2 separate regions of the Homo sapiens genome follow, and region 2 is linked to region 1. Evidence: chromatin loops called from intact Hi-C (ENCODE). Cell type or tissue: adrenal gland. All regions are shown on one strand. Links, peaks and the distances in the headings refer to the core of each region. The heading gives the core; the rest is flanking DNA.

Evidence for each region. Peaks named below come from ENCODE experiments on the same cell type or tissue, not always from the same donor. Only the 100,000 strongest peaks of a DNase experiment are listed, where the experiment ranks them.
Region 2: it touches region 1 in a loop (2.6-fold over the local background); 59 of 110 quality-filtered maps call a loop at or near these places.

The regions. Positions count from the first base shown.
Region 1 is chr11:2,525,984-2,528,877 of GRCh38, reverse strand. KCNQ1 (potassium voltage-gated channel subfamily Q member 1) reads right to left here. Exons shown (of 16, transcript NM_000218.3): 2 at 860-950. Among named protein-coding and RNA genes, the nearest start is that of KCNQ1, 82 kb to the right of the region's middle. RefSeq lists a silencer at 1-72. In adrenal gland, for the core only: a CTCF peak has its summit at 1,576; no DNase peak of the experiment used is centred there; H3K27ac peaks cover 2,500 bases.
Region 2 is chr11:2,313,560-2,316,453 of GRCh38, reverse strand. It overlaps TSPAN32 (tetraspanin 32), which reads right to left. Exons shown (of 10, transcript NM_139022.3): 5 at 2,699-2,800; 6 at 1,883-1,969; 7 at 142-225. LOC124902612 (a long non-coding RNA gene) reads left to right here and starts at 1,967. Exons shown (of 2, transcript XR_007062552.1): 1 at 1,967-2,064; 2 at 2,651-2,894. In adrenal gland, for the core only: no CTCF peak of the experiment used is centred there; DNase peaks (open chromatin) are centred at 1,353 and 1,450; H3K27ac peaks cover 1,341 bases.

The DNA of each region.
Region 1 (2,894 bases), core at 221-2,720:
CGAGAGGACTCTGGACCCCGGAGGGACGGGCTCCCCTGGCCAGGAAGACACAGTGCCAGAAAGCAGCATGAAACCAGCCCAGATCTGCCTGTGCATGCCGGGAGCTGAGTCGTGACACTCTCTTCCTTTGTAGATACTAGAACTATTCCACGACAAGACAGGAAAACACAAAAGCCTGGCCACGGAGAGGTGCTAGACCCAGTCCTGCCAGAGTCCTGCTGCTCACGGCCCACATTCAGGTGGCTTCCGTGGGGACCCCGTGGGCTCCAGACACAGCTGGCCCCCTGCACCCCACCTTCCAGGCAGCCTCACGGCCAGATCAACTTTGGGGTTTCCCACCAGGCTATGAGCCTGCCCTGCCCTGCTCTCAGCACCTGCCTGGCAGAAATGGCACAGACACCGCTCAGGCCAATGGAAGGGACCATCCAGGTGCCTGGGGTGGGGGCTGCTGCTGGGACACCAGCAGGGCCTGTGTGCCAGCCATAACCCAGGAACAGAGTCACCCAGACCCCAGGGACACGAAGGCTCGGGCAGGCCTTTGCTGGCCACACCAGCTCTACCCTACCTCCTCCTTCCTTCCTTCCAGCCCAGCCTGGAAGCCCCTCCTCCAGGAAGCCCTTTCAGACCACCAGCTCCAGGTTCCCCTCAGTCCTTGGTCCCCCTCGCCTGTGGCACATACATCCCAAGTCACTTGGCAAGTGTGGGGGCTGGGGAGGTGCCCCCTGTATCAGGGCAGGACCAATGTGTGGGCAAGGGGCTGGGAGTGGCTCTGCCCCCCACCTTATGGGGCCCAGCGCCAGGGAGATGCCAGCTTCCAAGGCAGCCATGACATCCAGCCATGCCCTCAGATGCTACGTACCATCCAGAAGAGAGTCCCCGTGGCCAGGGCGGCATACTGCTCGATGGTGGACAGCACGCTGAAGATGAGGCAGACCAGGACGATGAGGAAGCTGCAAGACAGGGACACGGCAGTCAGCATCACGGCCTCTGCCCATCCCACAGATGCACCTGGGGAGTGGAGGGGCCCCTGGCCTCAGCCCCGCCCCCAGGTAGGAACAGACAGTGCTTCGAAAACCCAGTCATCCATTAGCTGGTAAGCACACACTAGAGGTAGGTCCGCACGAGGGATGCCGTCCCGCCACGGGAAGGGACGAAGCACCAACACATGCTGCCACGTGGATGGGTCCGAGAAACATGGCGCCAAGGCCAGACACAGACAGGTGACCACCTGCTGACCACCTGCAGTGTGGCTACGCCCTGGACAGCCAGAGCCACAGAAACAGAAAGCAGGCTGGTGGCTGCCCCAGGGCGGGACTGCTGTGGGCGTGGGGTTTTCTTTTGGGGTAATTAAACGTTCTGGATGTGGATGGTGGTGGTGGCTACACAACTCTGAACATTCTAGAGCCACTTAGGGCCCTAGAGCCACAAATGAACTGCAGTGTGTAATTACGTCTCTACAAAGCTGATTTTACAAATCACTTCCAGAGAGCAGTCAACGCCCCCTGTCCAGGAGTTCAGGGCCCAGGGCAGGGGTGTTGGTGGTCACAGCACAGAAGCCAGCCCGCCAGGTGGGGGTCCTGACACCTGCACCAAGCGTCTGCTTCCCAGAGGAGCCTCCAGGCGGCAGGCTGTGGGCCGCTCTCCTCCAGTTTCACTTCCTCCTTTCCAAGGCCCCGAGGCCGAGCCACAGAACTCATGAAAGGGAAGGCGCACAGAGCCCCACCCTGGGGCCAACGTTCTGGGCCTGTGGGCCCGCAGAGAAAAGACGGGCCGCCTTCTCTGATCGCCGGAACCATAAAGATAGGGAGCTGCTGCCACTGCAAACGTACCCTCCAGGGCCCGCCCGGCCTTCCTCCCGCCTCTAGGGGGATTCCCACGGGCTCCGGAGACTCCAGGGACCCCCGTGGATCCTCAGCGACCGGAGAGCCAGGAGATGGCCACATGGCCCCCAGGGCCAGGGGAGACACAAACAGAGAAAGCCACACACAGACCCTGGGGGCCCCGGCATAGATCCTCTGCCTGGCATAGGGTGCCCCAGGCTCCCTCCGCTCCCTGAGATCCTGCCATCCTGAGTGGCTTCTAACCCACCCCAGGACAGCCAGAAGGCCCCCTGCATTGCCTCTCATCCAGCCTCCTGAAGTCAGCCCCACCCAGAACCCATCCTCTTCCACCTGTCCAGATGTGGACAGCCCAGCCCACCCTCCCCAGGCCCCCAGAGCCCACAACAAACAGGCTACCTCCCAGCACAGCCTGCCTCGGCTCATCCTCCTGCTGCACGGAGGTTTCTGGGGAAGGTGGGGCTCTGGCCCCCCACCCCCTTCCCCAAGCTCCTGTGGACAGGACAATCCTTTCCTGGCCTCTGGTAGCCCTACCCAAAGGCCCTTGAGGGCTCACTCAGCCAAAGACCCTGCTCAGGCCCCCTCCCTGGGTTCCTCCCTCCCCACAGCCATAGTCCCGCTGCTGGGACTGGGGCCAAAACCTGCAGCTACCATTTCCTCAGCCACCTGCCTCACCGACACCCTGTCCCTGCCACACCGGTCAGCTCTACCTGCAGAGCCGAACCCAGCCAGCCCCTGTCTGCACCCTGCCCATCCATCCTCATCTCCCCCTGACCACAGTGCCCACCTCCACCCTCGGCGCCCCCAGCCCACACACCCAGCCAGTCAGTGAACCCTCCATGTCGTGCCCCAGTATTTACACCACGATGGCCCCAGATCACCCCAGCTCCTCCCGGCCCTTGTTGCCAGTCCTGACTGTGCCCAGCCCGGCCCACCTCAGGGCCCGTGCACCTGCTGCTGCCCAGCCTAAAAGCCCAGCTTGAGGGTCCTGCCAGCGGGCCCTGTCTCATAGGCAGAGGCCAGCTCTGATGTCTGACCCTGGCCCCCACAACACCC
Region 2 (2,894 bases), core at 160-2,659, 210 kb after region 1:
CAGAGCAGCTCCCTGAGGTTGGCAGCCAGTGAGGCTCAAGACCAGAGATCCTGTCCCGGGTCACCCTTCCATCTGAGTCGGGGGCTGGGCAGGCTGAGGGGCAGGAGGTGGGAAGGGGCAGTGAGGGAGGCGAGAGGGTACCGTGAGGGCCAGGCCGATGCTGGTCAGGCTGGAGGCGACCTGCTGGTGTGTCCTCAGGAAGCTCCGGATGCCCTGAAGGCAGTCCTGTGAGAGGGCAGCAGGCATGGTACCCGCCCTGAGCGGCCCTCCCTGCCTGGACAAGCGGCCTCTGTGGGGCCATGGAGCTGCAGCGCCCACCTAGGCCAATGCCAGGGCAGCAGGGCGGCGGGTGCGGCACATTCCTAGGAAGCCCCCAGGGCTCTAGGGAAAGGCAGCACGAGCAGGTGAAGCCCAGTGGGACAGGGCTGGCCTCTGTGGGCACTCTGGCACTGCCCTGGGCCCGGCCGGTGCCGTCTCCCAGCTGTCCTGAGCGTCCATGTTGGGCCACACGTTGGCTCCCCTGGGCCGGGCCACTTCGAATTCACTCTGGGTTCCCAGCATCCAGCCCAGGGCCGGGCACAGCACCTTGGTGACCAGAGGGTGATGGCTAACAGGGAGGGCAGGAAGCCAGCTGGTGGAGGGGTGTGAGGGGGGTCCCCGCACAGTCCCAGCTTCCTGGTTCCATCCCAGGCTTCCAGTGCCACCCCAGGGCATGGCACCCAGAGGCATCTTTTCAGAAAAGGGAGGTGGCAGGCCTGTCTCTGAACCCTGGAGATGATGGCAACTGGGGCGGCCTGTGGAGGCCTCCGCAGGGTCTCAGGGCTCACCCTCCTGTCCCCCGCAGGCAGGTCTGCCTCCCTCCCGCCCATGCCAGCCCATCTGGGTGGCTCCGTGCCTGCCGCCTGTGCTGGCTCTTCCGGCTCCCCAGGAGGCTTTGCAGTCGGGCCCATGGCCCTGCCATCCCAAGGGTGCTCGAGGCAGGCCCTCGCTCCTGCTTTTCAGTCGGGGGCCTTTTCAGTCTCTCCTTGGGTGGCACAGGGGTCCTGACTGTTAGCCCTGCCCCCAATGCCGCTGGTCCCTCCCCAGCACCATCCTCAGCGCCAGCCCTTCTGCCCTCAGAGCCTTGGCTGTGGCTCCACCCCTCACCAGGCCTCCAGCCATTTGCTCTCCTCCCCTCTGTTTCTTGGAGGGTCGCCAGGTGCCTCCCACTGTGAGATAGGGTGGGTTTGTTTCCAGGACAGTAGGGGAGGGGAGCGGGGAGGGGAGCAGGGAGGGGGCAGGGTGGGCTGGGGGAGGGCTGCCGGGCACCAGGAGAAAGAGAGGAGGGCCCAGTCTCTCCCAGGGCCCTGGGGAGGAAAGGCTTCCTGGCCTCGGGCCCCGCTCTGTTGTTGCTGAAGCCCTGGCCACACCCTGGCCTACTTCTTCTCCTCTGAGTGCCCTTCAACTCCTTCTGATGCCCCCCAGGACGCCTGCACCCTTCCCCCTAGACAGAGCCCACCACACCAGCCCTGCAGCCCTTGGCACAGAGCCCTCATGGGTGCACTCCAAGAGGCTTCTGTGGACTTAGCTGGCCTTGGGAAGTCCCCAGGCTGGAACTGGCTTGAAGGAGTGAATGGCGCATGGGGCCTGCGTCCAGCTGGGCAAAGGGGCCTGTGTTTATGTCTTGAGCCCAGCCTGGCCACCCAATGGGCTTGGCGTACCATGAACCCTAACTAGCCTCCGATCACATCAGAACCTTCCCTGAGCCCTTCAGCGGCAGTTCCCAAGGGTCTGGGGAGGCCAAGGGGTGGGGTGGGAGGATGGCCCTGGGTCTTGGGGTTGGGCCCCAGGGTGTCCAGCCCCCGAGGGTCTTGCCTGGCCAGCATCCAGGTCCCCCCCTCACCTCTCTCGCCGCCTCCTCTCCCTGACACAGGTCAGCCTCTGTGCTCCCCAGACGGCTGAAAGGAGACTTCTTCCCACAGCACAGAAACTACAGGAACAGAAGGGAGGGAGTGGTGATGTGCTCCCGAGACCCCAGGAGGCGGGCAGCACATATGGGGAAACTGAGGCACCACAAGTATCCAGGTGGGGTTCCCTGCAGGCCAGGGCTGGGGCTACTGGTATTGCAGCTGCTTCTGCTGGGGCTCCAGCCATTGCACAGCCGGGCCCTGGTAAGGGGAGCTCTCTCAAGCTGCGCTGCCTGCCTGCTGGTGACAGAACACCTGCTGGAGCCAGGCAGCTTCCCCGCCCTGTTCACAGGGCCTGTGCGCTGTATGTGCTTTTATTTTTTCTTTTCTTTTTTTTTTTTTTTTAAAGTAGAGACAAGGTCTCCCTATGTTGCTCAGGCTGGTCTCGAACTCCTGGGCTCAAGCAATTCACCTGCCTCAACCTCCTCCCAAAGTGCTGGGATTACAGGTGTGAGCCACTATGTTCGGCCCCGTATTTGCTTTAATGCTCTTGAAATCCTTCAGTGTTTCTGAATACAGGGCCCTGCCCTCTCGTTTTGCACTGGGCCTCGAGAATCTGGTAGGCGGCCTTGTCCTGGGCAGACAGAGGGTGGGAGCTTTTTGCCCCCAGCCCTGAGGGGCAACTCTGGCCTGTGTCCTGGAACCCCCTCGGTGCCTGGCCAGACCTCTCACTGGCCACCCTGCGCCTGTTCTCTGAACTGCAGTCCAAGCAGAAGCTGACCGCCCTGCCACCCAGCCGTCCCCACGCTCACCACGTCCTGGATGGCCGCCAGCTCCTGCCGCCGGACGTGGGACGTACCTTTCATCGCCTGCTCATATACCAGGTCGTAGGTGTCCAGCATGGCGTCCTCCACCTGCACCGAGAGACCACAGGGAGGTCCTGGCCCTGGTGGGAGATCCGGGGACACAGCCCCCTCCCCACGACATCCCAAACGCTAGTGGGCCCTT